Linked DNA regions of Homo sapiens: region 2 is linked to region 1. Evidence: read pairs that join two places in POLR2A ChIA-PET (ENCODE). Cell type or tissue: B cell. All regions are shown on one strand. Each heading gives the region's core, and the rest is flanking DNA. Links, peaks and the distances in the headings are about the cores only.

Region 1 (14,562 bases), core at 5,789-10,788:
TTTTATTTCTCTTCCCTCCTGCATTGGTTTCATGTGGCTGCTATAACAAATTACCAAAATTTGGTGGCTTAAAACAAATGAAATCTATTCTCTAAAAGTCTGGAGACTAGAAATTTAAAAGCAGGATCACTGGGCTGAAATCCTGGTGTCAGCAAGGCAGCACTCCCTCCGAAGCCTCTAGGGATCCAGTCCTTGCCTCTTCCAGTGTCTATCTGGCAGTACCAGCATTTCCTTGCCGTGGCCACATGACTTCAATCTCCGCCTCCATCTTTACATGCTTCTCCTCTGCATATCAAATCTCCCTCTGCCACCTAAAAGGATACTTGTAATTGCATTTAGGACCCAACTGGATAATCCAGGATAATTTCCCATCTCAAGATCTTAACTTAATCACATCTGCAAAGACCCTTTTTCCAAATAAGTTCACATTCACAACTTCTGTGAATTAGGACCTTTTTAAAAATTTTTGGAAGCCACTATCAGACAATCATACCTACACAGAAAGCCTAAGAATGAAAAAGGGTAATAAGAAAAAAAATACAAATTTACTAAGCCAGAGCATTTACAGTTCTGCTCCAAACATATCTGAAGAGTTTTTCTGCTTCTGAATAGGTCCCCAAAAGCAAGGTTCTCTACTCCTAAGTTATTTAAGGCGTTTAAGGTGAGAATTTAATTAAATTATACTGGGAAGTACCATACAAATTAAAACTAATATTATACCTCTTTTCTCCCCCTCTCCTTCCTCCTCAATAATAACCTCAAATTTCCTTTCGAACAGCTCCTGTAACTTTTACTGACCCATTTCAGAACTCTGGCTTGACACTGCACTGTATTAATCCTGGGAGAAAGAGCCCAAGAAAGCTCAGCAAGCAGCCCCCTACACAGGGCCAGTTCTCAGGAGCCTTTAGGATCAGAGGTAAATCTGGGCAAGGCCGAAGCCTGGTCTGGTGGTACCCTGGAGCCAGATCGTTTCCAGAACTGGAAGAGTAACATGGCATTCATCCAGGGGACATGCTCCTTATAGTTGCTTTTCCTTAACTGAAAAAGGAATTCTTGGCTAGAGAGCCTAAAAGCCTAAAGGCAAAATTATATGGATAACCCAGAGAGTATGTATGGACCTCAGGGCTCCAAGGAAAACAGTGAGGAGGCATTATGACTTTGTACTTCAGCAATGACAGCAGTGGAGGATGGGCCAAATCTCTGCCTTCCCGATAAACCCTTTGAGTAGAACTGTAACACAGCCCACCATAATCCTGACTCGCCTCCTTCTCTAGTTTCCTGGACATGGAGAATTGCTGCCATTCTAGAATCCACTTGCCAAGATCCTTAATCAGAAGTTTTTTTTGCTGTTGTTGTTGTTTTTTGAGACGAAGTCTTACTCTGTTGCCCAAGCTGGAGTGCAGTAGCACAATCGCGGCTCACTGTAACCTCCACCTCCCGAGTTCAAGTGATTCTCCTGCCTCAGCCTCCTGAGTAGCTGGGACTACAGGCACGCACTGCCATGTCCAGCTAATTTTTGTATTTTTGGTAGAGACAGGGTTTTACTATGTTGGCCAGGCTCGTCTTGAACTCCTAACCTCGTGATCCGCCTGCCTCGGCCTCCCAAAGTGCTGGGATTACAGGCGTGAGCCACCGCGCCCAGCTAGAAGTATTTCTTAACATTGTTAATACTTAACAGTGTCCTCCAAAAAAGAAAACATCCTGAGGTAGAAAACCTACATATAAATCAATAATTCAATGACTGCTTGTATATAAGCCCCATCTACTTTCTTCTCTCTCCAGATCTGAATTAGTATACAAATTCAATCTTCAGCCTCTTAAGCAAGAATAAAAATACCACATCATATACTATGATGCCATTACAAATATATTCCCATTTTATTTGAGCTATTAACTTTTTTTTGCTTGTATAAACAGAATAAATAATTCATTTCATGGCTTAAAACATAGCAACATGAAGGCAAATGCAAAATAAATAGCAAATCAAAATCCGTGAAATACTAGACAAGGGTTGTCTGATGTAGGGTAAGCACTGTGAGACAGTCCAAAGACAACACATTGCATTTCACTTTGTTTTCAAAGAACATGGTGACCAAGTTCACAGGTTAGGCAATCCATTATCCCTTCTTCTTCATTTATTGGCTTGCCTTCACCTAGCAGAAGTTTCAGGCAGCTACACAAAAAGTCTATTGTTTCCTCTCTGCTGTATCTCATCAAGTAATGTCCTTTCACTCCAGTGAAAAGCCTATACTCTTACTGAGCTCATCTTAGCTTATTAAATTTATAATTTAACAACTGTGCCAACACACTGTAATTACAGAATCATTATGTGGTTTTTACATACAATTATTTTTTAAAGGAAGGCTCACTGGAGATTCAGTTTATGAAAGCAGATATTACGTCAATCCCCTTCATACATACTGAAGAAAAGCTCCTTCACCTCCTACTACCCACCCTAACCCCCGGTTTTGGCTAAACCAAGGAAAGGACAATATTGGTGTCTGTTAAGTATGAAGACATGCCAGGGTCACAGAAGAAATAACTCCAGCTTTGGAACATAAAACAACCCACGCCTTTCTCTTTGCCAAGCCAGAATCCTGACATGACCACTTCTGAAGCCCCCTTGCCTCATTTCCCCGTGTTCTGAGGCTAGCTTCCCTCTCTGGCAGACCCCCAGAACAATACATGAGGTCTTACAGGCAAGTAGTCCTACAGATCCAAGAGGAATCAAAGCATAGCTGTCACCCACACAGGATGCAAATGGCATCTCCTCATGGACAACTGGGTGCCATTATCTGTAGATGGTTACTGAAACACAGACTTCTGACATTAGTGTTAGTCGAATTCTAAAGTTTGATCTGGTAAAAATAAACTAAAACCCTAGAGACACAAAGCAACATTCTTATGTCCCAAAGCATCATCACATAATTAGCAAACATTTATTGACTGTCCACAGCCTGCCTGGCATTAACTAGATGTTGAGATTCAGGAATAAAGAAAACAACATGTTTAATGCCTTGATGAGTTTATAGTCTAAGATGGATAGAGTAACTGGACACACAGCTGAGAATAAACAAGGGACTGAACAATAAAACACAATAAGAATTTTTTTGAGAAAACTGCACACATAATGCATTTTAATCAAGGTAAACCATATAATACATTTTAATCAAAAGACATAGCTTGATAATATTACTATATTCTATTGATTGTTCTATTTCTTTCTTTCTCGTTCTGTTTCTCCTTTCTGTTTTTACCACCATGGTTATTCACAGACTTATATACTTCAGGAAAAAAAAAGTGAGAAATGTGTTTTGTTTTTTCTTTTTTTTTTTTTGTTTTTTTTTTTGTTTTTTTTGAGACGGAGTCTCGCTGTGTCACCCAGGCTGGACTGCAGTGGCGTGATCTCGGCTCACTGCAAGCTCCACCTCCCAGGTTCACACCATTCTCCTGCCTCAGCCTCCCGAGTAGCTGGGACTACAGGCACTCGCCACCACGCCCGGCTAACTTTTTGTATTTTTAGTAGAGACCGGGTTTCACCATGTTAGCCAGGATGGTCTCGATATCCTGACCTCGTGATCTGCCCAATTCAGCCTCCCAAAGTGCTGGGATTACAGGCGTGAGCCACCACGCCCGGCCTTGTTTTTTCTTTTAATTTGAGGTGGAAGGAACCAGCACAGGGTTGTTGGTTTTTTTATCTGCCAAGTACGGGCTTTTTTTCCCGTAGAAATGAAAAACTATATCTACTTGCATTAGCTTCATTTCATTAAAACATTGATCACACGTTAATAATTTGTGATCAAATTCATTTACGTATAAACAACCAATATCAGATCCTTTCATATTTTGATTAGCAGTATGAATTACAGAGCGGAATGATAACAAGTCAGAGAAGAAAAAAGCCCTGATGAGTCAAAAATGTAATGGAAAATAGAGGTTGGAGATGGCAAAATCTTTCCTTATTTCACAATTTTCTCTGGGGCCAGCCCAATTTACCTTTCACAACAATGCAATAACAAAGCAGCAAGGTGTATCTCTGCCTTGCACAAAGTGGATATGGTGAATGAGAACACCATCAAGAATCATAAAATGATGTGGGCATACCTGGAAAGTAACGTGGAGGTGTAACCACGGCGGGGGGGAGTTCTGCTAAGAAAGGAAAGGTGAGAAAACACTTGGGAGAAAATGGCTTTTGAAAATGTGAATTGAAAAGAGAAGGAGCTCAAAGCCAAGAAACTGACACTGACAGCGCGAGATGATTGAAGTGCAGATTAGGATTGAGTTGGGGCGTTGAAAAATAAAGTACAGATCTGAAAAATCTTGGAGAGAAAAAAATAACAAAGCTTAGTAAGAGCTCCTTGAGCAGGCCTGGGGAGAGAGATGTCAGTGATGACTCAGATGTCAGGAGTGGCAAGGCAGGCCAGCTGCAGGACTGCCAGTGACAGGAGGAAGTAGGAGAGGAAATGATGCATGCGATAGCTAAGAAACACTATAAATGGCTACATATCTGTGGTTTCTCCAGCAAAAATGCATGTGCAAAACGTTCTGTATTCAGTACCCTAGTTAAAATATAACTGTGGGGAGAGCAACAGATTAACTACACAAACTGTTGCTTTAAGATAGCATGCCTAGGAATGTGCATGGGAAAAAAATACTGAGGCAAAATAAAATTCAATTGTGGTTAGCTCTAGAGTAGTATTATATTAATAATATAAGTGACTTTTGCCTCCTCTTTTGTGCTGCTATTTTTCTAAATTTTCTCTATTGAGAATGTTGTCTTGTAGGGCAAAGTTTTGAAAGTTCCTAAGTGAACATGTTAGAATGCTGTGTGTTAGTTTGTAAATTTCATGGAAACACATACACACCAGAACGCATCCACCAACATTAGGTGTCATGGAGCCTGCGGCACACAGAGGGTCCTCCAAAACAGCATTAATATATCCGTAGAAGTCCATGGGAATCATCGTAGTTGGCCATCTGGTGACTTTCACGTGTTTAGCATATAATCAGAAGTACACAGATTGACCATACTTTACCCAAATCATGAAAGCCAAGAAATTTGTCTAATAAATAAATTACTTAACCCGAAGCCTAATACTACCCCAAGGAATTTTTCAGTAAGATCTGTGAAATGCCCTCTAGAATCAGAGAAGATATCAGCACTAAGATATTTGAGTATTAAATACAGTGTTTCATGATCCTAGAAAAGTGGAATGGGTACTTCCAAAGTAAACTGGGCAAATCCAATATGCAAGGTCACTGAAATAGAGAAACGTCATTACTGCTTTCTCAGACTCCGGCGGTGGACACTGGACACAGCGTAGTAATTAACAGGACAGCCTCTGGAACCAGGCTGCCAGGGTTTCAAAGCAGCTCCACCACATTCCTAGCATGTCACCTTGAGCAAGTTTTCTTCACTTTTGGGCCTCGGTTTCCCCAACTATAAAATAGAGACCATAACTATACCTACTCTCATAGAATCATGAAATATAGGGCTGGGCACAGTGGCTCACATGTGTAATCCCAGTACTTTGGGAGACCGAGGTGGGCGGATCAATTGAGGTCAAGAGTTCAAGACCAGCCTGGCCAACATGGTAAAAACTCATCTCTACTAAAAATGCAAAAATTAGCCAGGCATGGTGGCAGGCACCTGTAATCCCAGCTACTTGGGAGGCTGAGCTAGGAGAATCACTTAAACCTGGGAGCCAGGGGTTGCAGTGAGCTGAGATCACACCACTGCACTCCACCCTGGGCCAACAGAGCAAGACTCCGTCTAAAAAAAAAAAATTGTGAAATATAAATGAGTCAATATTCAAATATAGGATATTATAAAGCACACAATACCAGGCAAATTGAAGGTACTGTATAAAGGTTATTGTTACATATTTTTCATTAAAAAGAGATGTCAAAAAAGCCCAGCCTTCTCAAAAATTCTATTCAGACTTAAATGCAACCATTAAATGTGCTGATCACGGTGATCACTTGATAGTTTTTTCCATATTCAAAAATACAAGGCAGCTTTTTTTTTTCCTCTCCCACTTCCTCTTATTTTCCCCTCTGATCTACACACAAAAATGAATTTAGTTAATACTTGAGTTCCCAGAAGTGAGAAGTCCAGATGGTTTTCTCCCTACTCAAGCCCTCCTCTAGGAAACGAAGAAGTCTTTTTGCAACAACCCTGCCTGTATGTTGGCAACAACTTTCAAAATCAAAAGCAAGTTGACCCCACTGTAAAAGAAAAATGCTTCTTCAGCCCTTACATTGCCGGGGGCGGGCGGAGGGGCAGAAAAATCAGAAAAGAAAAGGAAAAGTCTGTGCTAAAGGAAAATTAAATAAATTTGGGTTTTTGCAAAAGACCCTAACACCGAGCTCTCCCGTGATGCAGCACAGCTTCTCGGAACCCAACTCTTACTATTTCCTCGGATCCCCTCTCTGGATAAAGGTTCTTTTCCCAGCAGGGCCGTTCATTTGCATGGTAAGTACCAACATAGTGTAAAATATGAACTCCCACGCTCCCAAACCCTCCTACCATGGCTGCCCTGTGTTCCTCAGCCACTTTCTCCTTTGCACTGTCCCCTACAGGCTGGGCTGCTCATCTCCTAGTGAGCTTGCCTTCCCAGCCATTCCCATAAGACTCTCTGCACATTCTACAAGTGATGTTCAGGGAGCATCTGAAAGCTTACCTCACCTCCAAATCTCACCAATCAGAGGAGCCTCCAGCCTACCACTCCACCAGTAAGATATGAGGATAGAGGTTCCCTGCGCAGGTAAGCTGGCAAAGACCAGACGCTTACCCAGAGCTGCCTTGGCTCCTCACAGGGCACCGACTTCTTCAAAGTTCAGTCTCTTCCCTAGGATACTGAGAAAGCCACCCACCTGGATATTCCAGAGAAATATGGGCTGAACTTCCAGAATCCTCAGATTTGCAACTATAGAAGTGTTTAAGTGTTACAAGTTATAAGTTATATGGATTTGTCTTTCTCCAGATTGATATATTTTTCAGGAGTCAGGGGAGTCATCCCGTCATCTTTCACTGAATTCCCTCCCTAATAAAACCTTTTTTTTTTTTTTTTTTTGAGATGGAGTCTCGCTCTCGTGGCCCAGGCCGGTGTGCAATGGCGCGATCTCGGATCACTGCAACCTCCACCTCCTAGGTTCAAGCGATCCTCCTGCCTCAGCCTCCGGAGTAGTTGGGATTACAGGCACCGGCCACCACACCTGGCTAATTTTTTTTTCTTTTTTTTTTCTTTTTTTTTTTTTTTTTTGTATTTTTGTAGAGACGAGGTTTCACCATGTTGGCCAGGCTAGTCTCAAACTCCTAACCTCAGGTTATTCACACAACTCAGCCTCCGAAAGCTCTGGGATTACAGGCGTGAGTCACTGCGCCTGGCCATAAAACCATTCTTTGCAAGCACAGTTTCATCCCTTTGAGATGACAGTTGGCTACAGATGTTGAACAGGTATGCAGGGACCAGTTTCTATGCACCCCACCTTTAGGACTTGCAACTCTAGTTCACGGGTCTCAGAGAAGTTGTAAGTTACCAGTTTCCAACATTCCAAATTACTGCAAATGCCAGAAACTACAAATGTTTGGAAATGCCAAGAGTCTGAGGATCTACTGACACAGCATATAGCTGAAACCTCACCCACATAGTGTTAAGAAAGCGTTTCCTGCCTGTCTGGGGCTGACAAACCACAACAACCCTTTTCTTCTTCCTCAGGCACCAAGCAGGACTCATCAGGACACCTGGGCTCAGGCTCAAACCCTATCAAAGCAGGGCTGTACTGAGGACGCACCTTCATTCTCTTCCCAGAACAAGTGAAGGAAATAGGAGAGGATCTTTGCTCTAGGAAAGCAGGCTTCAGACAGGAAGTGGCAACAATTCATACAAGGTGCCATTCTTTCCTCTAACCCACACCTTAACCTGTGTTGACCATCTCCCTCTCTCATCACAATATCTCTAGATTCTTCCACATACTTATTGAAAACTATGTTCATGACACGACAGAGGAGGTAACTGTCTCAGATAGCATAAGAAGTTCAATAGTAACCAAACATTTTTTTTTAAGTTATTTCCAGTGGGCCTGTGTGCTTTAGCTCACTTAAATCTTCACAACACCACTGAGGCACAGAGATGTTTTGTAACTCACCCACGGTCAGTTAACCAATAAGGGTAGATCTGAGATACAAAACCATGCCATCTCGTCATCGAGAGCTCCCTCTTCCCACTACAGTGTCAATCCATCAGAACAGTTCCAGTTCAGTAGACCCAGTGATCCATGATGGAGCAATTGGGTATTCTGAAGAGTGGGCAGTTCACAAGCAGACATGGATGAAAAGAAATCCCAATTCTTCAGTCAAGATTGACCTTTAAGACTTTCCACAAAGTGGCCTCAACCTCTCGTTCCAGTCTTTTCTTCTCCTCCCCAAGAGCCACGTCAGCATCCTTACATATCAGCTCCCTTCCAAACTTCTCTCTCTTCAGAATGTATTTACCTTTTTCCCCTAAAACCCAATCCTATCCAACTGCTCCAGCAAGATGAAACCTGAAACTTTCTCTGATCTTCTTAGTTGGATGTAAGACGTCATTCTTCTGTAAACACCTATAGCAAGGTTTAAAAATGATGTAACATTATAATAATTATAACTTCCAGTCCTGTAACACAGATATGACAGTGCTTATCATCCTTAGTAGAAAACATGGGATAGTACATAAAGCACCTGTTAACAAACTCCAAGGAGTTACCACAGCACAGTTTTTAAAAAACACGTCTTATCAGCTGGGTGCCGTGGCTCATGCCTGTAGTCCCAGCACTTTGGGAGGCCGAGGCGGGTGGATCACCTGAGGTCAGGAGTTCAAGACCAGCCTGACCAACATGGTGAAATTCTGTCTCTACTAAAAGTACAAAATTAGCCAAGCATGGTGGCACATGCCTGTAATCCCAGCTACTTGGGAGGCTTAGGCAGGAGAATCACTTGAACCCAAGAGGCAGAGGTTGCAGTGAGCCGAGATCGCACCATTGCCCTCCAGCCTGGGCAACAAGAATGAAACTCCAAGTCAAAAAAAAAAAATATGCCTTATCATTGGTAGCTACTACACTGGCTAATGAAATCCAAATATAGCTGCTACCAGTGACAATGATTCCATATTTTGGAGATTCAATAGACTGATGCTAAGAGCACTGCATCTAACTATTGTCTAATATAAAAACTTCTATTTTCTTCCTGTCTCCTTGAGAATCTCAATGTCACAGAGCCAACAAGAGGCAAATTCTAAGTAATTCTTTAGCATGCAAAACGTATGTGCTATTACTCTTCTTTGTCTGGAATTTATTAAACAAGCAGAATCAAGGGAGCAAATCTGAAATTTCTGGAGGAATAAATGGGTGCTGCCACTAATGATCATCTCTGAGGCCTTGTCAGGCATTTGGGAACAAACTTACCAGTCTCCAGCCTGAAAGACACCAAGGAGAAACCTGACAGCTGAGAAGCTCTGATTTCCCTCTCACATGAGGATAAGAGAAACCAGCATGTATTATTTTTTTGGTTGCTTGGATGGTTTTGTTTTTTGTCTTTTTTGAGACTAAGTCTCACTCTGTCACCCAAGCTAGAGTGCAGTAGCGTGATCTCGGCTCACTGCAATCTCTGCCTCCCGGGTCAAGCAACTCTCCTGCCTCCACCTCCAGAGTAGCTTGGATTATGGGCATGCACCTTCATGAACGGCTAATTTTTGTATTTTTGGTAGAGACAGGGTTTCACCATGTTGGCCAAGCTGGTCTCCAACTCCTAGCCTCAAATGATCTGCCCACCTCAGCCTCCCAAAGTGCTGAAATGGGCATGTATTGTTTTTTAACTACCCCAAGAAGGAGAAACAGGCATACATTGCTGTGAATTTGAAAACTTCACCAGAGTACTTTCCTCAAGAATACAGGAATAAGAATCCACTTAAACATTATAGGTTCGCATTAAAATGCCCTTTCAGCATAATTGCAGGAATCCTTGTGAGTGTGTAAGCAGAATACATATATATTGACACCTTTCTGTTCCTCTATTTCATCACTCAGAAAAGGCACGCATTTGCTTTTCACAGAAACCTGGAAAACAGCATTCCTGGAAAAACGATTCTTTGTGTACCTCCCACACTCCTGGCATCCAGCCTTCAAATTTCCATTCTGAATTCCAAAACTACAAAGAGGTTTGGCCATGTAAGTAAACTTGTCATCTAATTTCTAAAGAAGGCTGATTCATTTTTAAGTAATTACATCTATTTAAATTATGAGTCTTATGTTAATCTTATGTTAATAAGCAGACATATAAGCACTTTGGCCAAACAGTCCGTTTATAATGTTTTATTCATTACAAAATCAACATAAATGTTCTGCCCATGTAAACGTGTGTGTGTGTGTGTGTGTATGTGGTGTGTGTGTAATGATTTGTATGGAAACTGTAAGTAAAAATGCACCAACAATGTATTCATAATACTTATATTATCTTCACATACATGCAGTGCCTAAAGTGTAACCGTTCACAAAAATGAATAAAACCACTGCTGAACTAAATATATGTTTATCAGAGAGAAACCTACAAATGCTATGCTTAAGATAGTGACAATTAATATCTGATGTGGCTTAAACAAAAGTGGTAGATTATTACCCTCATCTCAAGTCATCAATTATTACATACAACATATAACTTCTCCAAATGCAAAATGATTCATGTTGCAAATACAATAAAACATAACAATTCAGAGACTAAAGAGAGTTGATTGTCTACATTACTCACAAGTACAATTTTAGAATCTATAGATAAGGTTCATTTTCAAACAAATAATATTTCATTTACTTTTTCCCAATATGTAATGCAAATAAAATATTAAATACTATAAATATTCACTTTGAAGATATTCAGGATTAGAGGATACATATCAATAATACAGCATATATAGATTTCTAGCATTTCATATTCCTCCCCGTGAAAAGAAAAACATTTCATACTATAATTTCACCAGCTTAATAACGTATGTCACAATCTAGAAGATTCATGTGAGACCAAATAAATTTTATATGCTTTCACAATTTCAAATATTCACAATATTTCACAACATCTGAATAAAGCAAAATTTATATGCTTTCAAAGATTTTCTTAAAATCTTTGAAATTGAAAATTCATTTCAATGCTATCATTACTTATTCAATACAAACTACCTTTGAATTGTATTTTTTAAATGCTACTCGAATGCAAAATCACCCCATAACAATTGTTTTGCATCTCAATAATTTATATATTGGGCTCAATATAAGCTGATCCTTTGAGTAATACAATGCATGTAATATTATTGCACAAAATCCTCACAATTCAACTGGTTATTCAATCATTAATTTAGTCCACTAATACAAATGAGATGGGGAAGAAGCAGGTAGTATGTTTATGGGGGAAGGAAGGAAGTGAATGACCCCCAAACAGTCACCTCCAACATAAACACACACTTTCCCTAACCTTATGCCTTGATAAAGACTACACAGACTTTGGCCCCAGTTCTCACCAGCATGGGGCCCTTAGAAGCCTAGAGAACTCCACTTACAGAAAAAGAAAACTAGTACTCGGGGGTGGGAAAATATTGAATCATGCAGAAATGCTTTAGCATCTCCATGGAAAGATCTATCTTAATCTAAAAAGAATTCTGTGCACTTTAACATTTTGCTGAGTAAGCAGTTTTTTCCTAATAAAATTCACTTCCAATCATTTCTTCAAGATGCTTAGATTATTACGATTTCAGGTAGAAATTTGAAGAGTGGCTCTCTCTAAGCGTTAAAACTTACTGGCCAAGGGTTCACAGAACAAAGTTTTGTAAGTGACATTCTGTATTCGAGCGCTATCAATTAAAATTTTTTAAAAGTATACCTAAACAAGTGCTTCTCGGGCCACCTAACCAGGAAGCATAATCTCGGAGGTGTGAACTACCCAACAATGGCAATAAACAAAAGGTCTCTGGCTGATACTACATTCACATAATTGTGGAAGTCCTCACCCACCCACTGCCCAATCTGTTTTCTGGTTCCCAAAAGGCTTCTGAGGGGCAACATCTACTCCTCCCTGCAGCCATGTGCTCCAGGAAGTGCTATGTCCATGCATCTGACATCCCCGTTCCTGCTCAGCCCACACTGGCTTCTCCAGTCCTTGGCTGTTCTTGCAAGCCACCTCCATTGCCAGGAGTGCCTCAGGCAGTATCCTCTCAGGGGCCACCTGGGCTTGGCCTGGGGCTTCCTCAGCACTGACACAGCCAGCACCTCTGCAAAGTGACAGAGGAGGAGCAACTGCCCTTTCCTTCCATAATTGTTCTCCTCTTCCAGGCCCCTGCCCATTTTTCTGTTCCTGGCCCTGAAACCCAAAGACCCCCTCTTTCTTTGAATGACAACCTCTGGGCCTACTGGCCTAAGTCAAAGGCTGGGCAGCCTGGGCATTTCTGTGGATTTTGTTTTCAGTATCTTGTGAAATGTTTTACTCTTTACAAAATGCATGCTTCCTTCCTTTCCTCTCCTCAAAGGCAGGCTGTCCAGGGAGTTAAGCTCGCCTGAGCAGACCCTTTTCTCAAGAATATTCCATCATGCCTGGGTCCCCAGTAACACAGAGTTCATTCATATTTTCCTTCCCTCTCCTTGTCCTCCCTGCACTAGGTTGGCTGACTTTGGAAGATCCCTCCATACAAACCATTTGCCTGGGTACGGAGAAATGATATCATGTCAAGGTGGTTAAACAGGCACAGAATTTTAGGGGATAAATATGAAAGCATACAGACAAAAACATACAGACATCACCCACAGAACTCTACAGGGAAAAGGCAGCATGGGATGGCATCCTAGGAAAGCAGCAACAGTTTGAGTGGACACAGAATTCTATTTTTGCCAAGATTTGTAATTTGTGGCAGCAGGACATTTATGGGAACATGTCATACAGGGACACCTTGGCCTGGAAATCATCTATTTATAAAACAGGTCTAGGTTTAGGACCAAGAATAAGGCAATCCCCGTACCTTTGGCTTCCTGAGAACTTTCAAATTACTTCGCCTAAAAATGGAGAAGCTCCTCAAAGAGCTGCAGTGAGTTGATCACTTGGCTAATATTTATAAACCAAGAAAATCCACATGCTATGAAAAAGATCCATGACTAAAAGATTATTACAAGTATATTCTCTCCCACCAGCCAGCCCTCATTCATCACCTTCTCAAATATCCAGTAATTTAATCAAAGGCACTTTTGAACCACCAAATAGGTCATTTTATTTTAGAACCTTTGGGTCTGTGGTAGGCCAAGACTTTAATGTCCTTCTGTCCCCCTGAAATATATAAATGGCTTTACTACATGAAAAAGAGCTGTTCATCGGTAACTGTGAGAACTCCAAGCTGTTTCACACCCAAAGAGAATTGTCACTTGGATTTCAGTGGAAAGTTCTCATGCAACAGCAAGGGTACTGAAACAATCTAGATTGTTGGGGAAGACCTGGAGATAAGGAGACTCACAGTCATCTTACTATACTATTTCTAAGGTTAAGAAGATCTGATTCTTCATCTTCTAAAGAAAAATACAACCATTAATGCCAGCAGTGATGGTGGTGGTGGCAGTGGTGTTCTCAAAGCATATCTTGTTTCTGTGTCATGCTGGTTCCGGAAGACTTTTAATGCATCTATGGAGTTTCCAGTTTTCAAATGATTACTAATGGGGAGAGAAGAAGGCCCCAGCCTAGGGCTTTCTCTTCTGCTCTATCTACAGGAATTCTTACCTCCCCCTTGGTTCCTGTGGCCCCCACTACAGCCATGGCCCACCCCAAATGCTGCTAGGAAGAGCCAGACCACAGCCTGCCATAGAAAATGTCCTCCCTGTGAACTGAGGCCCCACTGCCACTCAGACACAGGCACACTGAAGAGAGAAAAACAATAACTGCACTGACTGTACACCTCTCAGTACAATGAAAATGACTGAGGTTCAAACCAAAGCTGATCTACATACAGGTCATGTCATCTGGGACCAGTTATTTCATGTACCTGAGTTTTAAGATGAGGATAATAATTCTCATCTTATGAGGATTAAACAAATTCCATCTTAAAGTACTTAGAATTAGAGAGTGCTCAATATATATTTTTCTTTTCTGTGATGATACAATTTGCCCCAGTTATACGAACAGCTGACCATGAAATGCCAGTCGACGTCAAGGCGGCACAAAATTATTTACTAAATGGCAGAATTTTGTAGAAGTATTTACTACTTCATTGTAGTAAATAGCATCTTGGCGCCTGAAAGCAGTTAAGGTGATTTCCCAAAGTACCTATTTTACTACCAGTGAATTGCCTAGAATCCAGACTGGCATAACTTTCTCCAAATACCAAAGGGAGTAGAGCTTTTATTACAAAAACAAACACAAACTACCAGACAGGCAAACATTCCCTTGTACTTTTAACTTGCTCTGTATACACTTGAAGAAATAGCATTCGGTTCACAAAAGATAGAAACAAAATAATTTTTCTGAATGGCACATTGGTAAAGACCCTGACAACAAATTGCCTAGGT
Region 2 (16,145 bases), core at 6,375-11,374, 77 kb after region 1:
GATATCTTTTTGACATACTGATTTTATTTCCTTTGAATATATCCCTGGTGGTAGGATTGCTGGATAACATAGCTCCATTTTTAATTTTTAAAACAGAATCTCCAAACTGTTTTTCATAATGACTGTACTAATTTACATGACAACCATGATGTGTTTATTAATCATCTATCAAAATTCAGGTTCCATAACAGGAGGAATTAACCTGTCTTAACCTGTATACCTAGCATATGACCTAGTAAATAACCTGCATACCTAGTGTCTAGAAGAATAGTACCTAACACATTAGAGTTGTGCAGGATGTATTTACTGAGTAATGAATGAGATCGTGCAAGTGGTTAAAAATAAATTACTTTCTCTGTCTGGATAAATTTTATTGCTAACACCTTGTTCATAGTTATTGTCCTTTCTACCTCTCCACCACTAAGATGAATCTCCTCCTACCTCCATTTACAAGTGTATCTTGATCTGAAACCTCTTCTAGACAATGACGGACAATGATTGTTTGGTATCCAGCAACCTAACCTGCTCCTGAGCTTGGCGGATGTTTGCCCTCATGCACACACTCTTCCTTCTGCGCAAAAGGCATTTCAGGGTGATTCTACCTCTCCTTCTGAAATTTCCTGTCTTCTCATAGAGCAGATGCTCTCATTTGGCAACATGAACTGTGCACATCTCCATCATGCTTAGAGTTACAAGTTTCCTTATGGATTGAGAGACTTGTGTCTCATAAGCATCTTTACCTCTCATTAGGAGATACATACAATGTGCACCATGACAGGTGTCAGATGTCCTCCTACCCTGAATCTTTGCTTTCTGAATGAAAACCTGGGTGTCATTCGGTACTGTGAGATGGACAAGCCCACATCCACAACTTGCTTCAGATGTCACCCTCACCACACCCCTCCAGCCCCTGCACAAACCTATAGTAGGTCTGGCAAGGCCCACATCTAAACTGCACATGAAGGTACCAGGCTTACCATCAGGCTTTTCTACAACGCCTCTGTTTCCCTCCATTTGGAGGTAGATCCCATTGTGCTAAATCTGTGAGGAGGGCACCAGATGGCAACAAGCTGACACTTTATGCTGTAGCATAGTTCCTAAGACCAACCTTGACCTCATACTTTGGGAGTTTGTGAGCACAAGGTACACGAAGTATCATATCCCTTTGATGGGGAATGAGCCATTAGACAAATGGTAGCCCTGTTGCTATCATACTGGATCACCCTAGACTTGGATTATCATACTTCTTAGCCTGGCTATCCCCCCACCGTATCCTAAATTTCGCTTGAGATCATTTGAAATAGGCCTTTTTCTTGACAACTTTGACAAATCCCACCTTACCCCAAAGAAATCTATATCTAGGCACAGACCAGCGGGCCTTGTAGAGCTCTATGGGAAAAGACTGTCATTCAGGCACAGGCTCAGTAGTACCTAAGGTGCCTTTAAAATACAGATTCCTGAGCTCCAGTCTCAAGAAATTTTGATTCAGGAAGATTCAGGTGAGGCCTGAGAATCTATATTCTTCAAAAGTTCATTTACTACTGGCACTTCCACCCAACCATCACTCAACTCTCCACCTCATTATGTCTGAAGTATATTCATGTTAGGAGCTCATTGACCTAAACTGCACACCTATGAGCAATGCAGAAAGCTTCATCTTGTTCTCAGAATAAGGAAGGACCCATTCATTCATTCATTCATTTGTGCATTAGACATGCTAAAAATCTATAGCGAAATCAATAATAAAATACAGTTCCTTTGGGCAGGACTGACTACATAATTTATAGGGTACAGTGAAAAATAAAAATGTGAAGCCCCTTGTCCAATAACTTTTTTTTTTTTTTTTTTTTTAAGAGACAGAGTCTCACTCTGTTGCCCAAGCTGGAGTGCTGTGGCGTGATCTCAGTTCACTGCAACCTCTGCCTCCTGGGTTCAAGTGATTCTCTCACCTCAACCTCCCAAGTAGCTGGGATTACAGGCATGTCCCACCACATCCAGCTGATTTTTGTATTTTCAGTAGAGATGGGGTTTCACCATGTTGGGCAGGCTGGTCTCGAACTCCTGACCTCAGGTGATCCTCACACCTTAGCCTCCCAAAGTGCTGGGATTACAGGTGTGAGCAACTATGCCCAGGGAAATTAAGATGCCTTTTCCCCCATAAAATAGGGCTCAAGAAATATTAAGAATTTCAGGACAGCAACAGCAGAGCATTAAACCAAGCATGGGGCCCATCTGACCTTGGGCAAAGCATGTTCATTTTGAGAATCCACTTATCTAAACTACATTCCTAGGAGCAATAGAAAAGACAAGAAGTCCTTCATTTTGCTCTCAGAACAAGGAGATCTCTTAGAACTATGTCCATAATGCTGGCCCAGCCTGTGTAGGAAGAAGGAATCTAGAACATTCCCACCTGAGAAATGAAATTCCACTAGCAGGCAAAAAGTGATGAGCCAATAAAAAAAAAATTAATGATCATTAAGAAACAGTCTCCATCTCAATCAATTCTCCTAGTTGAACTAGAGTTTGTACTTCTAATGAGTATGCTTAAAATAACAACAACAGAATAATAAATTAGCATTCTCCATTACTTTGCGGTTTTCCCAGGTACAATAGCTTTCTAGAAGCTATAACAATAAATCCTTAGAAATAAAATTCCCTCTTTTTTGAGCTGACCAGGGGATATGCAGGTGATATCCATGAAAAGGAAAGAACAACAGGTCTTCATTTCTACTTAACTCACAATAGCTTCTAATATCCTTTCTAATCTTAATAATACGCAAAAGAAGTATGAAAAATTTCACTGAAGACAGCCAGGTTGAAACTCGAATTAATCCAAAGACACTTAATAAATGAGCTCTTTCATACTACAGAACATTATTCTTGTTAAGCCATTTGTCAAATTCATATGCCAACATTTCACATTAGTAATCATCGTGATTCTATAATACAGAATTATGTAGTTTAAGAAGTTGATGGCTATTTTGTTGTATGGATTTGGGGATCTATAAACCCAAGTCTTGGTATTTATTCCTATCCTTTTAAGATTAAAGAATTAAAAAAAATAAAGGATGCATGCCAAAAGCGTGACAGAAATGCTTGCTCTTCATAAACACAGTGCTTAACAGTTTTTTGTATGGATCATGATTGCTGAGGTTATTATATTAGCTGCCAAAGTGCCAAAGGCTTGGTTCTTCTACATTTACTGTTTCATTGTTGTTTTGCCTTATTTGTATTCAGACATAATACTTGGCTTCAGAACATTATAAATAGCAATCAACAAAATTAAAATGAGCACAGCCAGCATACAGTATGTTGAAACTGTGGTAGAGGGGAAACAAGTTCTCTAAACAAAAGCACACACAGAGTAATAAGGGCTTTATAATGTTTAAAAGGTACCTTACCCAGATATTAAGGGATGTTTTCTCCTTGCACACAGAATAGGAAGAGCCAGGAAAGATAACCTCCCTAGCGCCGCAGCCATTTCTAGACGGCACTTGTACATTTAAGTTTCTTGCTCTGACACCATGTAAGAGTAGCAAAATGTGAGGCCTTCACATGTGACTGTGCGGTCAAAAGAAAATCTCACTGACTTTCAAGGAAAAGTAGAAAAGGGAAGTATCAGGTATAGAATCACAATTTTACACACTGAAAACAAATTTACAAACGAATGCAGTACTTGTCAAATTTAATAAAGAAAAATAATTTTGCTGAATTGAACACTATACTTTTTGGACTATATACTTTTATTGCAGTCCACTGACAAATGTAATATCCATTCGATAACAAAATTCCAGTTTATAGATTTTCTGAATACTGATAATATAACAAAACCTGTGTCGAGTTGTTGTTTCGAACTTATCAAAACATCTCATACATACCTTAACCAGCAAAGCCTATATGATAGTTCTATAAACCATGACAGGGAAGTATCTTCAGAATCATTCTTTTAAAAATACATTCAAGTCCTGGGACTTCCAAAGTGGTGAGCCTGGGGTAAGGGCCAAGCATGGTCTTAAAATAATTTTAAAACTCTCTGGGTGATTCTGAAACACAGCTAAGGCTCAGAACACTGTTGCAGACAAATGGTTCTCAAAGTGTGGTCCCTAGACCAGACACGTCTGGGAACATGTTCCAAATGCAACTTTTGCAGCTCTTCCCACACATACTAAATTAGAAACTCACTGTGGAGAAGGAGGAGTTTAACAAGCCCTCCATGGAATTCTGATTCAACTTTGAGAATCGCTGTTTAGAGATGAGTTAGGTCAAAATCATCTGTCTTATAATTACTAAAACAAAGCTACCAGAACTTCAGATTTTCTTAGATAGTTTCTATATTCATCATACAAATCAAAATCAATCTTAGACATTTACTACTCCATATAAGGGCCTAACAGCTGCTACTTTGGAAATGTTTCTACAGGCAATCACTTTTAGGATCTTAGCCTCCAGCTCTTTCTCGGGGTTAGAGCAGAGGTCAGCAAACTTTTTCTGTTAGGGTTAGATAGAAAATGTCTTCAGCTTTGCAGACCACACGGTCTCTGCCACAAACAAGTGTCATATACAATACATATGTGAATGGGTGTGGCTATGTTCCAATAAAACTTTATTTACAAAAGCAGGTGTCCGGCCAGATTTGGCCCAAGGGCTGTAGTTCTTAGAAACTCCTGGATTTAAGAAATGATGATAGACTCATCGGGAATGCAAAACAAAACACAACATACCACTCCTCACCCATGAAGGCACACTCTTCTATGAGCACAAAACTTATCCAATCTGGAAGGACAGACTTCCTTCCAGATGAAGGACAGACTAAGGGAAAGGAGAGAAGGAGAAAGTGGTTCATTTACTCACTTATCCACATGGTGAACATTAAGTGCACACTAATGTTTGGAACCAAACACCAAAGCCCTACCCTCACAGACCCAAGTTTAATGGAAGAAAAATATAGATTGGAGATGAATAAAAAAAAACAATGCTTTAATATTGATCAAATTGTTCTGAGAGTGTAGGGTTGATTGACAAGATCTGAAGTAGCCATGAAACAGGTCACATTAGGCCTGGATCTTCAGGAATGAAGAGGATGATGCCTCTTGGAAAAAAGGGAGAAAAGTATTCCATGGGGAGACACCAAGTGCAGAGGCACAAAGCTCAGGATTAATACATTCAAGGAACAAAGAGAAGATCAACATAGCTGGACTACAGGTGACAATGGTGAGAGAGGGGAGTCATAGGCAAATTGGAAAATAGGGAAATTGGAACATAGGCAAATCGGGATGTACCTTGTCTAAGAAGTCTGAAGTTTATGTGGATATGCAGTATTGTAAAAGCTGGAGACTGTCATAATCAAAACCTGTAGGAAAAAACACCCAATAGATCATTCTGGCTGTAGCATAAAGGACCAGATAGAGCACTGTAACTTCCTACAATATTAATTGACCAAATATAGGTCAACCTAAATAACAGAGAGAGGCTCTCTAAAAAAAGAAAGATATTTTAGAATGGAGCATTGCAACAGGAATACACTGCCATGGTAAACCATGTTTATATTCAGGGAGGTAAAGAAAGACAAAGTTTTAAAAGAAAGAATGAGGATTACATAATTGCTTTGACATAATTATCCTTGGCTACAAAGATCAATAACAAGGGTGATGCCAGTCTAAGTTTGAACTGGCAGTTGCTGGGCAGATGTCCTTGCAGAGGTATTTTTTGTAGAAGGTTTTAATGGCCTTTGTGCAAACTTGTGATTTCTTTGGTCTTTTGTAACTTTTTTTTTTAAATCAGGCATACAAGCATGAGAACCTTCCCTTCACAGCCTTCTGCAATGCTTAACAGACCCAGTGAAAGATAGAAGTTGATTGAACCAAAGTAGCGACTGGTAGAATGGATGAGAGGAAAAGTTTTACAAGGCTTTTCTGAACTTGCATAGACATACTTTCCTACTGGATGGAAGAGAAAGAGCTAAAAAAGATTCTCCTTGATCATTTGGGAGACTTTAGAAAAGGTCAGCCTTAACTGAGACAGGAAATACAGCAGGAGGAGCAAGCTTGGATTACAAATATAAACCCTATTCTGTTATCAGTATGCTGAATTTCAGATGTCTGGGGACAGATAAAGAAGTGGTCTTAAATGTTTATTTCATAAAGTAACTTGCATGAAATCACTCTAAAAGCTTGGAAATAGAATGCAAACCCTACTAGTATTTTTAATAATCAAGTTATTACACACCTATTAAATGGAACGTATTTGAAACCAGAGTAAGAGGTCAAATGAATACATTCTTAGAGAGTTATAAGGAGACTACTGCAAGATTTCTCCCTTCTATGTTTTAAGTAGCCCCTGTCTGGGGGCCTGGAGGAAGCCCACTTTCTCCTTTACTGATAAGTACTTCTGGAAAGATGAAGACCTATGAGCAAAACAACAACAACAAAAAATTTGGTCCTCTCAGCCTTTGGACCTCTTTTGGTCTACTCCAAGTCAGAGTGGTCCTCCCAAGTTCAGCCTCTTCCTAGTCTATCTCTAGTGAAAAGACGCCAATGTCATGAGAGTACTAATACCCATGTCTCTGCTAAAGCAGGATAGTGAACAAGCACAACTTATATAGAAGGTCAAAGGGGAAAATTCAGCCTTCCTAACTGCAAGGAATGTAGTGCTAACAATTTAGGTTGTGAAAGGAGTTGGTTAATTGAGAAAAACAGACACCACATATCACAGAGCCCAGCATCTGGCGTGCAGTAAAATATTCAATAAATAAATGAAGTGACTCTGTGGCACATACACTCACTTTCTCATCCAGTCTTAGAGCAGACATTTTCCAGTTTATTTAAGCCAGAAGAGATGTTTTGTCAGAATAAACCAGTTTCTCGGAAAATGACAACACTGGTGTCAAAAAGGGTTCACAGGACAGGTACCAAAAATATTACCTGTAAGTTCGGGTGCTAAGACTATAGAATACTTCATTCCTTTTGAAGACAGATCCCTGTATTTTCTAAGTTTTCTGTAGGATACCAAAAATATTACAGCAATTAAGTTTGGGTGGAGGGGTTATGATTTCATTTCTTTGGGGACATGTCTGTGTATTTTCTAGGTTTTCTACAATGAAAGTACATTATGTTTGTAATTAAAAATAAAACATAATTTAGAGAAGGAGGTCTATGTGCTGGCTTCCACCTCCACTACTACCTCCTTAGTGCAAGTTACCAATGTCTCCTGTCTACAGCAATGACCTCTTTCCTGATCTCCCAGCTTTCCCTGTTGACATTCTCCACATAGCAGCCATAGTGCTCCTTTAAAATGCATCCTCCAGTGGCTTCCACTGCACTTTAAAAATTCAGTCTCTATAGCCCTTGCCTATCTTTTTAAACTTATCTCCTTCCTCCCCATCTCCCCCACACCCTAGTCCCTACCTCACTCCCACCCCCATACTCCATTCCTGCCATTACCCCCCCCCCACACACACCCCCTCCGGTCTGACCACACTACTATATATCCATTGCTAGAGCAAACCAAGCAACCAGAAACATGTCCCCAGACTTCAGCTCCATTCCAGGTTCAAATCATACATCATTTCCTCAGAGAGGGCTTCCCTCAGTGCCCTACCAGAGGTCACACTCTATACTATTTCTTTGTCTGCTCTTCATAGCACTAAGAAATGCAAATATACAGATTCCAACTGGACTTTCACATTTGATAAGGTGTCTGCCATGGCCCTCACTTAACCTCCATTGCTGAGCTACTTGGCAGAAACAATATCACAGAGAAACAATACAAGGCTCTGCCTCAAACTTCAATATGTGTCTGTGTTCTCAAATTGTATTCCTAGCAGTGACAATCTGAAAGTCACTGGCTGGGCTAGAAGCTAACTATACCCTTGAAGATGACACAGAATCCCTGGAACTTGGGGCATGAATATATCAATCCTAGAACTAATTTCATTTTTCTGGCATCTTGCCTAGACTACACATAGTTAATGTTTGAGTATTTCCAGTTCTCTGTAGGTACAATTATCTTTTCATTAAATTGCTAAAACCAAAGCTAGGAATCATTTAAGTAATGGAAAATTCCTTTATTACATCAAAACCAATCAGTGATTAGCACTAGGACTGAAACCTATCATGCTATACAAATATAGCTGAATAGCTATTTTTAGACTGTTATAAATTTGATGGAGGGAATAACTGAGAAAGTTCTCTATTTGATGGTGATGATGATGATGATAATGATGATTATTTAGAGACAGGGTCTTGCTCTGTCATCGAGGCTGGAGTGCAATGGCAAGATCATAGCTCACTGCGGCTTGGAACTCCTGGGCTCCAGGGATCCTCCCGCCTCAGCCTCCTAAGTAGCTAGTACTACAGGCATGTGCCATCACATTGGGCTAATTTTTTAAATTTTTTGTAGATGGGATCTATATAGCCCAGGATGGTATCAAACTCCTGGCCTCAAGCCATCCTCCCAGCTTGGTCTCCCAAGTAGCTGAGACTACAGGTGTGAGCCGTCACACCCTATAGTGATGAACCCTATAGTTCATCAATACACTGAATATCTATATTTATGTTATTTTGTTATAGTAGGTATAATTTATAGGAAAAATAATATATAACTTTTATAGTAAGATAAAAACATTTCTGATCATGTAGCCATCTACTGAATGTTCTTGGGATATATGCTGGTCCCAGTTTTGAGAATAAACAAGCTATATAGCTGAACTATGTTCAGATCCTAAGCACTAGCTGAGTCCATCTCTAAAATAGTAGTAGAGAAATAAAGAGGCACACAAAAGTTCTTAATGAAGCAAAAGGCAGGGAAAACACATTAGAACAGAAGTTCTAGGACTATTTGATTGTTAAAAGGGAATTCATTATATTTCAACCATGTGCTTCACAGACTAACTGCCTCTAAGGGAGCTTATAAAATCTCAGTTATTTTCTAACTGATATGGAAGAGACATGGAGGGTGGATAGTGGGGTCTGGGACAGATTAGGGACACAATATGCGATGGCCCCACCACAATTCTCACCCCTTAAAATGGGAAATATAATGACTTGCCCTGGAATAGTTTTACTCCTCATTGTGTCACAGTTGGGTGACAGAGGAAAGAGGGAGAGAAAGGAACAGAAAGTCTCTCTCATATTCAGATGCAGAAATCACTTTTTCCTGTTTTCTTCTTATGACTGATCATTACGGCACTACTCTGGGTCACTGCTGAGTGTGGTACTCAGCATTAGAACACATTTTATGTCTAACTAGAATAGGAATGATCATCGCTGGTTGGGGACTTACCATCTCAGACAATGAGACCAGCACAGACAAGGGAATGGAAGACAGGTTTTCCTCAGTAAAATCCTGGGGCTTTGAGAGCTTCTGAGATGGGCACTTCTTACGTTAATTTCACTAAGGGACACCTGGGTGGGACCTGAGTGGCTAGCAGCATGAACAGGCAAAGATCAGAGGTCAAACTATTAACACCAGAGAACTCAGACAGCTTTTGTCTTCCCATAAGTCCACTGAGGGCTCAGGAAGTGGAGTGCTACTAATCATGCTGGGGTGTTGACACACAAAAAAGGAAGAAATGGGTTTCTCCAAGCTTCTGGGTAAGTAATCAGACTTCAAAGAACTTCATCCCTTTTGTAGAACAAAGCTTGTTGACTGTATGTGGGTTCTAGTCCCTACAGAACAAACTAGAAATAGGAATTTCTAGCCCTATACAAGCTTGACCCCTCACCCTTTCTTACTAGGGGATGTGTCCTCAGGTTTGTCCCCTTCTAGCTTTGTTAGAATTTCCTGACTGGTTCCAATCATCTTTAACTCTTTTCAGGGCTAAGACGCACCTCCCTTGCCTTATGTACCTGCCTGAATTTCATATATCAGGCACACCTTCATAGACCTGTGCAGATCTGCCACGGCAAGCTACGGAAATCAGCAAGTACATCAGCGAAGGCTTGGATTACCAGTTATAAGGCAAATTTTGAACATATTTTACAGTTTGTCTATAAAGATACTGTCACTCATTCATGGTTAAATGGGCCTGCCAGGGTATGCGTCACAAATACTAAATTATGTTTAAAAGAAGGCTTTAAAAGCAATCAACTATCCAGAAATTCCAACTTTTTTTTCCAGTGAAGTATTCACCACTCAACAAGTATTTCCTTGTCTTTTTTCTTCCTCTGCATCACTGAAAGATTTTTATTCTTTTTATTTTTGTTTTGATAAGGAAAAATCCTTTGATGCCTCAGAGAAAGAATACAGTTATTATTTTAAATGAGTTGTTTTTAGTAAGTGTATATTTGAGCATGAAACAAGTCTAATACCAAACTAGGAAAAAGACATTTTTCTGCCCCATTTGATTATAGTTGCTAAATGTTAGACAATACTTGTAGACCTACTACTATCTTATTAACTTGGGATTTACTTGGAAAAGTGCTTTCTCTTAAAACTGCTAAATCTGTGAGGATGGCAAATTAATAGCAATGGAAATTGTAGCTATGATTACATGACATTTTGGACAGGTTTTCTTTGGTGGCACAGAGTTAGATATGTTTATGCAGCTGCTCTTGGCTTCAGTTCCTACAGACCCCTCTTTTGCTTTTTTTCTTTTATATGAGGAGCCATATGAAGATGTTGACTTTCCACAATTTCTATCAAAAATGTTATTTTGCAAACACAAAACTACACTTTGAAAATGTTTCTTTACTTTTAAACCAATGCCTGATTGGAGAAGCCATCCTTTTCAGCACCCAAAAATGACGAGTACTAATTTTAAATTTTTGTTTAAACTTGTGTCTCCTATTTATTCCAAGAGTAAACCCTGAACACGTTTGGGGTTGTGTTGTTTTTTCTTAACAAATAACCAGATAATCATAGTGCGACTATTTCCTCTACTCAGTGTAAGTTCAACGCTGACCAAGGTTGATGTGAATGTCAAGATTAGTTTTTCTCTCTTGGCTGTAACTGAAATCACAATCATCTCGAAAAGGCTATTATGATTATCAGTTTACCTACAAGCATAATGTACCTTTTACAAGAATATCCCAGGAATTATTTTTTAAAAGAGAAAAGAAAGTACCCCTAACCTCATCTTGCAAATGGAGACTTAAATGTTAGGCTCAAGGCAAAATTCTACCAAGTAAATTTTAGAGGCAAGACAGACAGGTTAGTAAGAACACTAATGCTTGTCTTTAACCCCAACCTGAAAAGATTTTTTAAAAATCACACAAAAAGTCCTCTTCCCCAGTCTTCCTTAAGAACAAACTAGTAGAGTGAGGGCAAGGCTAGTTTAAAGACCTTTCCCAGCTGTATATTTCAAAGCTGATATGCGTTGCAAAGAGAAAAGCATGCAAAGATGCTCTCCTTACCGGAGGTGAAAGCATTGTGCCAGCTCTGTCACTACTATAACCATCTTCCGCAAGTGGAGAGCAGGGAACGCCAGGGTCCCAAGAAGTGACGAAAAGCGATAATTAGATCTCCTGCAAGAATCTTCCCTAAGCACTTTCTTCCGTGACACACCTACTTTGTGGCATCTACGCGCTCTTCACGGCTAACCACAATCCTGTCATTTCGGCTTATTCATCCAGCAGCTGCCGGAAGGACCGGGCTGAAGCGTGGCCACGAGGAGGGGGATACCCGTGCGAGCGCTGAGCCGGCAGAGCGGCTGCAGCCCACGGGCTCCTCGGACCCCCGCTGCTGCGCCGCTGCAGCTGACCGTGCGAAAGCCGCATGTTATTGGGTAGAGATCAGCTTTCCAGGAACAGGCATCAGCTGTGCACGAGCCCGGCAGCATCTCGAGACAAGTGCTAGCCGGTGTTGGTGCAAACCAAAGCTTGCTATGTGCTCAGAAAGCGGCCCCAGCTACTGAGCATGCTCGGCTTCTTCCCAGCTGCTGTTATCAGAGCCCCTTAACTGTTGACTTCTGTTGATTTGAGAAAGGGAGAATGAAGGAGTGGGCACGAGGGTGCGATTCGGTGAAGGAAATACCTTAAATTTGGAAATGATCTCTTCCGTATCCCCGCGCCCCTTCCCCACCGCAAAAATAAAATTTAAAAAACAGAGTAAGGATACACTGCTCTGCACTTAGGAAATTTTTTATTGATAGGATGATAGAGATGTTTGAAACCTACCAGCAGCTTTTAGTCTTTAGCTTTCTCCCTGCCCAATTAAGTTGCCTCCGGGATCAAGCTTGTGGTGTAAACTGCGAAAGGGTTTAATCCTAACAGATCACTGTTCCTCGAGGATTAAGTACAGAATTGCCTTGTGTTTGAAGATCTAGGCAATGTGCCACAAATTAATTATCTCTGTACCATCATAATCTGCCTCCTACTAGACAACAACTTTCTTAAATATTTTATAAAGTAATTGTGCTAGTTTTGAAATGGAAATGTTAACCTATATTATAACATACATCTTAAAATTTAAGTCTTCCAGATGGTAAGCAAAATGCAAGCAAAGAATGCCTGGCTGATTCATGACTGTAAACATAAATCTTTTCTTGGGGGCTTGGTGGACGGCCAGTACTCCATAAATGTTCCCGTGACGATGAATTGGTGAACTGATGGGTTAGATCATCTGTTAGTGGCGCTTACAGGAAAGCTGAAGTTCTTGAATTTGCTATGGACCCCTATACTAACTCTTGACCTTCTCAGCTATTTTGGGCTGGTCAATTATTTGAAGATAGAAATACACTATACATTAGGTGTGCAATACGTAAGCAAATGGCTTTTAGGTGCTATTTACATTTTATTATTTTTCTTATGCCTCCTTTTCTTCTTTTTTCGGCCCCCTAAAATGCTACTTTCCAAGTTGAGCCTCATTCAGAGCACGCCGTCTCAGCTACTACTGAAACCAGCAACATTAACTCTCCATGGTTTGCAGATAACAAAATTATTTCATTTTGAAAAACTTTTAGCCAGTCATCTCTGCCAAGTATGTGGAGGGTTAATCTGAGAGGCTTTCACAGCTGAAAGCTGGGCCTGTGAGAGCCCACACAGGACACAGGTGAGGGGAAGTCAGGTATTGAATCCCTAGCAGGTGTCTGGCCTGGCCCATGAATCCAGTTCCTTGGGGCAGGAAAGTCCTCTCTTTCTTCCCTTTTTCTCTGCCCCATCCTGTGGCTCTTTTATTTGTTTTTTTTGAGATAGGGCCTTGCTCCGTTGCCCAGGCTGGAGTGCAGTGGCACAAACACAGCTGAGACAAGTGCTAGCTGGTGCAGTGTCAACCTCCCGGGCTCAAGCAATCTTCCTACCTCTGCCTCCCAAGTAGCTGGGACTACAGGCACACACCACTATTCTGGGCTGATTTTTTTTTTTTTTTTTTGTAAAGATGGAGTCTCACCATATTGCCCAGGCTGATCTCAAACTCTTGGGCTCAAGCGATCCTCTCTCCTTGACCTCCCAAAGCACTGGGATTACAGGTGTGAACCATTTATACCTAGCCTTCTTTCTGTCCTTTTAGGACTCAAGTGCTACCTGAGTACATCCTGACTCCAGAGCAGGCCCACTCTGGCTCCCCTTCTCTGTAGCTTTTCAGTGATACTTTCTTCATTGTCTTTAGTTGAATCATACCCCACCATACCAGCAGCTTTGAATTTCTTAAGGGTAGAGACAATGCTGGTTTTTTGGATCTCTATGTATAATTGTACATATATAATTACAATTATAATTGTATAATTGTATACATCTGTGCAGTTACTGGTTTTCACATGTTGTCAATATTACATGGAGACACAGGAGGAAGTCCTTCTATTGTAATGACCACTTAGAAAATGGACAGAGTTAGTCTAGGGACATTTCTTAAAGGAAGTGATTGCAGGAGGAGAAAGAACCTTCTCAGTATAACCAAATCAAAGATTTCATAACTGGAAAGGAAGATGCAGACCTGCTAAGAGCAGATAACTAAGGTGGGGCTGTTTTATAGGTTTTAATCCCTACTTCTCTGTCCCGAACAAAAATAGAAACAGAAGTGGGGAGACACAACTGCTCCTGCTATGGGCCCCATGGACTCATTCAAATTCATAGCAGAGATTCCTTATTCCATCTACCTCATTTACCATCTGCCATTTTTTTCTTGCTATTTATTATATTGCAATGAACCTGGTTCTGAAGGGTTGCCCAAGGTGTTCTAATCACCAAAGCCAAGAATTTCTCAGTTTTGATGACAAAAATCATAATTATCACTTATTTGCACCTTATTCTCTGCCAAGCACCACTAAAATCTTTACAACTATCACATTTAATTACCACATGAAGCATTTTTAGCAGCATTTATCACAATCTTACATTTTGAATTTATAGTATACAATAATGTGTTTGCTAACATCCAAACCATACAGGCACACAAACAATAATTGGTAATGGATAAGGACAGAGAATATTATCTTTAGCTGCTGATGAAACCAAGGCTTTGAGAGCCCAAGGTAAGATAGCTAATAGGTGGAGCACGATATGAATTCCATCCTGTTTGGTGCCAAAGTTCAACAGTCCTTAACCAGTCTAAATTATAGCCTTGCTCCACAAGAGTAACTTTTCCAAGAAAATATGGCTAAAGTTGAAGGCAGGGGCCAATTCCAAGTTGACTTGATATCACTGGGGCTCAGAAACCAATACTTCAAAATATAGCACTTCAACATGCTGAACCGAAAGAGCCTCAAGGTCTGACCTTTCCCACCCCACCTCTAACCATCTCTCCCAAAGCACAGGATGGATCTGAAGTTCCTTTATCTGTTTAACATCCAGATCCATCAAGGAGAATAGTGGGTTTTTTTTATTTCCACCTCCCCACCCACTGCCCGCGTAAGACCAAAACTGTAAACACACCTGAACAGACCCATCGCAAGATAATGTCTGCCTCCTAAGATCATTCCGATTCCAAAGTGAACTATTTACAGGTTAATTTCTGTCCTCAGAGTCATTCATTCTCCCTCTGATACAGTTTGGCTCTGTGTCCTCATCCAAATCTCATCTTGAATTATAATCCCCATGTGTCGAGGGAGGGAAGTGATTGGATCATGGGGGCTGTTTTCTTTCCCCCATGCTTTCTCGTGATAGTGAGTTCTCACAAGATCTGATGGTTTTATAAGCGTCTGGCATTTTCCCTGCTTGCACTTCTCTCTCCTGCCACCATGTAAAGAAGACCCTTGCTTCTCCTTCATCTTCCACCATGATTGTAAGTTTCCTAAGGCCACCCCAGCCATGTGGAACTGAGAGTCAATTAAGCCTCTTTTCTTTATAAATTACCCAGTCTCAGGGAGTACCTTTATAGCAGTGTCAGAACTAATACACTCTAGTAATCCTATTGCCTCTTAACAGAATTCCTCTTCATCCTGTTCCCATAACCAATTTTGTCAGGGTGGTATATAAGCTTTGAAACCCATTGGATAGTATGTAATCAAGCTGTGGTTCTCCTGTGTACATGTTAATAAATTCTGGATGCCTCTTCTCCAACTAATCTGCCTTCCTTTAGTTGATTTTTTTTTTTTTTTTAGTGAACCTTCATGGGCAAAGGGTCTGTTTTCTCTTGGCCCCTACAATGCCAAACCTGGGCTTAAACTCTGCTATTCTGTCCCACTCCTCTACAAAATTCTTTCCTCTTTTGAATTCCTTGACGTCACACTTTTCTAATTCTATGCCTTTCTTGTTTTTCCAAAAAAGTTAAGGTTTCCTTCCCATTCATTCATTCATCTCATTGTTGCTACTTGTAACAATAGTTATCACTTCTTGTGACTTCTGCATTTCTGTCTAACCAGTCACCCTGTTTTAATTTCTTACTCTTCAATCCTTCTTCCAAAAAAACCCCAAAGTCTCCTAAAATTTCATTTACCATTACAATTGAGAAATAAAAATAAAATTCTAAGTCATCCAGCTGACTTAATGGACCCCCCCTCTTGGCCAAGGGGACCCCAAAGAAACCTTGAAAACTGAGTTTCCAGCCATGATGGGATGGGAGGTCAGACACCTTGTTATATCCCCTCCCTCACTAACTGCCATTAGGCTTTCATCCCTAAGGGTGAAAAAGAAGCCAGCCCTCTCAAAAGACTCTACCACTGATATCAGCCAAATGCCTGGAGCTGCCCTTTGTGGTTTCCACAAAACAACAGACTAGCATGTCTTCCTGATAAGAGACAACCATCTATAGAGTGGTCTGGCCAGTCTACAGAG

The links. Peaks named below come from ENCODE experiments on the same cell type or tissue, not always from the same donor. Only the 100,000 strongest peaks of a DNase experiment are listed, where the experiment ranks them.
Region 2: POLR2A ChIA-PET joins it to region 1 with 10 read pairs; 9 of 35 experiments call an interaction of 5 or more read pairs at or near these places.

What each region holds. Positions count from the first base shown.
Region 1 is chr6:129,679,732-129,694,293 of GRCh38, forward strand. All of the region lies in intron 1 of ARHGAP18 (Rho GTPase activating protein 18), which reads right to left. Among named protein-coding and RNA genes, the nearest start is that of ARHGAP18, 23 kb to the right of the region's middle. RefSeq lists an enhancer at 4,313-4,607. In B cell, for the core only: no CTCF peak of the experiment used is centred there; a DNase peak (open chromatin) is centred at 7,700; H3K4me3 peaks cover 275 bases.
Region 2 is chr6:129,755,777-129,771,921 of GRCh38, forward strand. It overlaps the pseudogene RPL5P21. Among named protein-coding and RNA genes, the nearest start is that of ARHGAP18, 54 kb to the left of the region's middle. RefSeq lists an enhancer at 12,909-13,078. In B cell, for the core only: no CTCF peak of the experiment used is centred there; no DNase peak of the experiment used is centred there; H3K4me3 peaks cover 471 bases; H3K27me3 peaks cover 1,794 bases.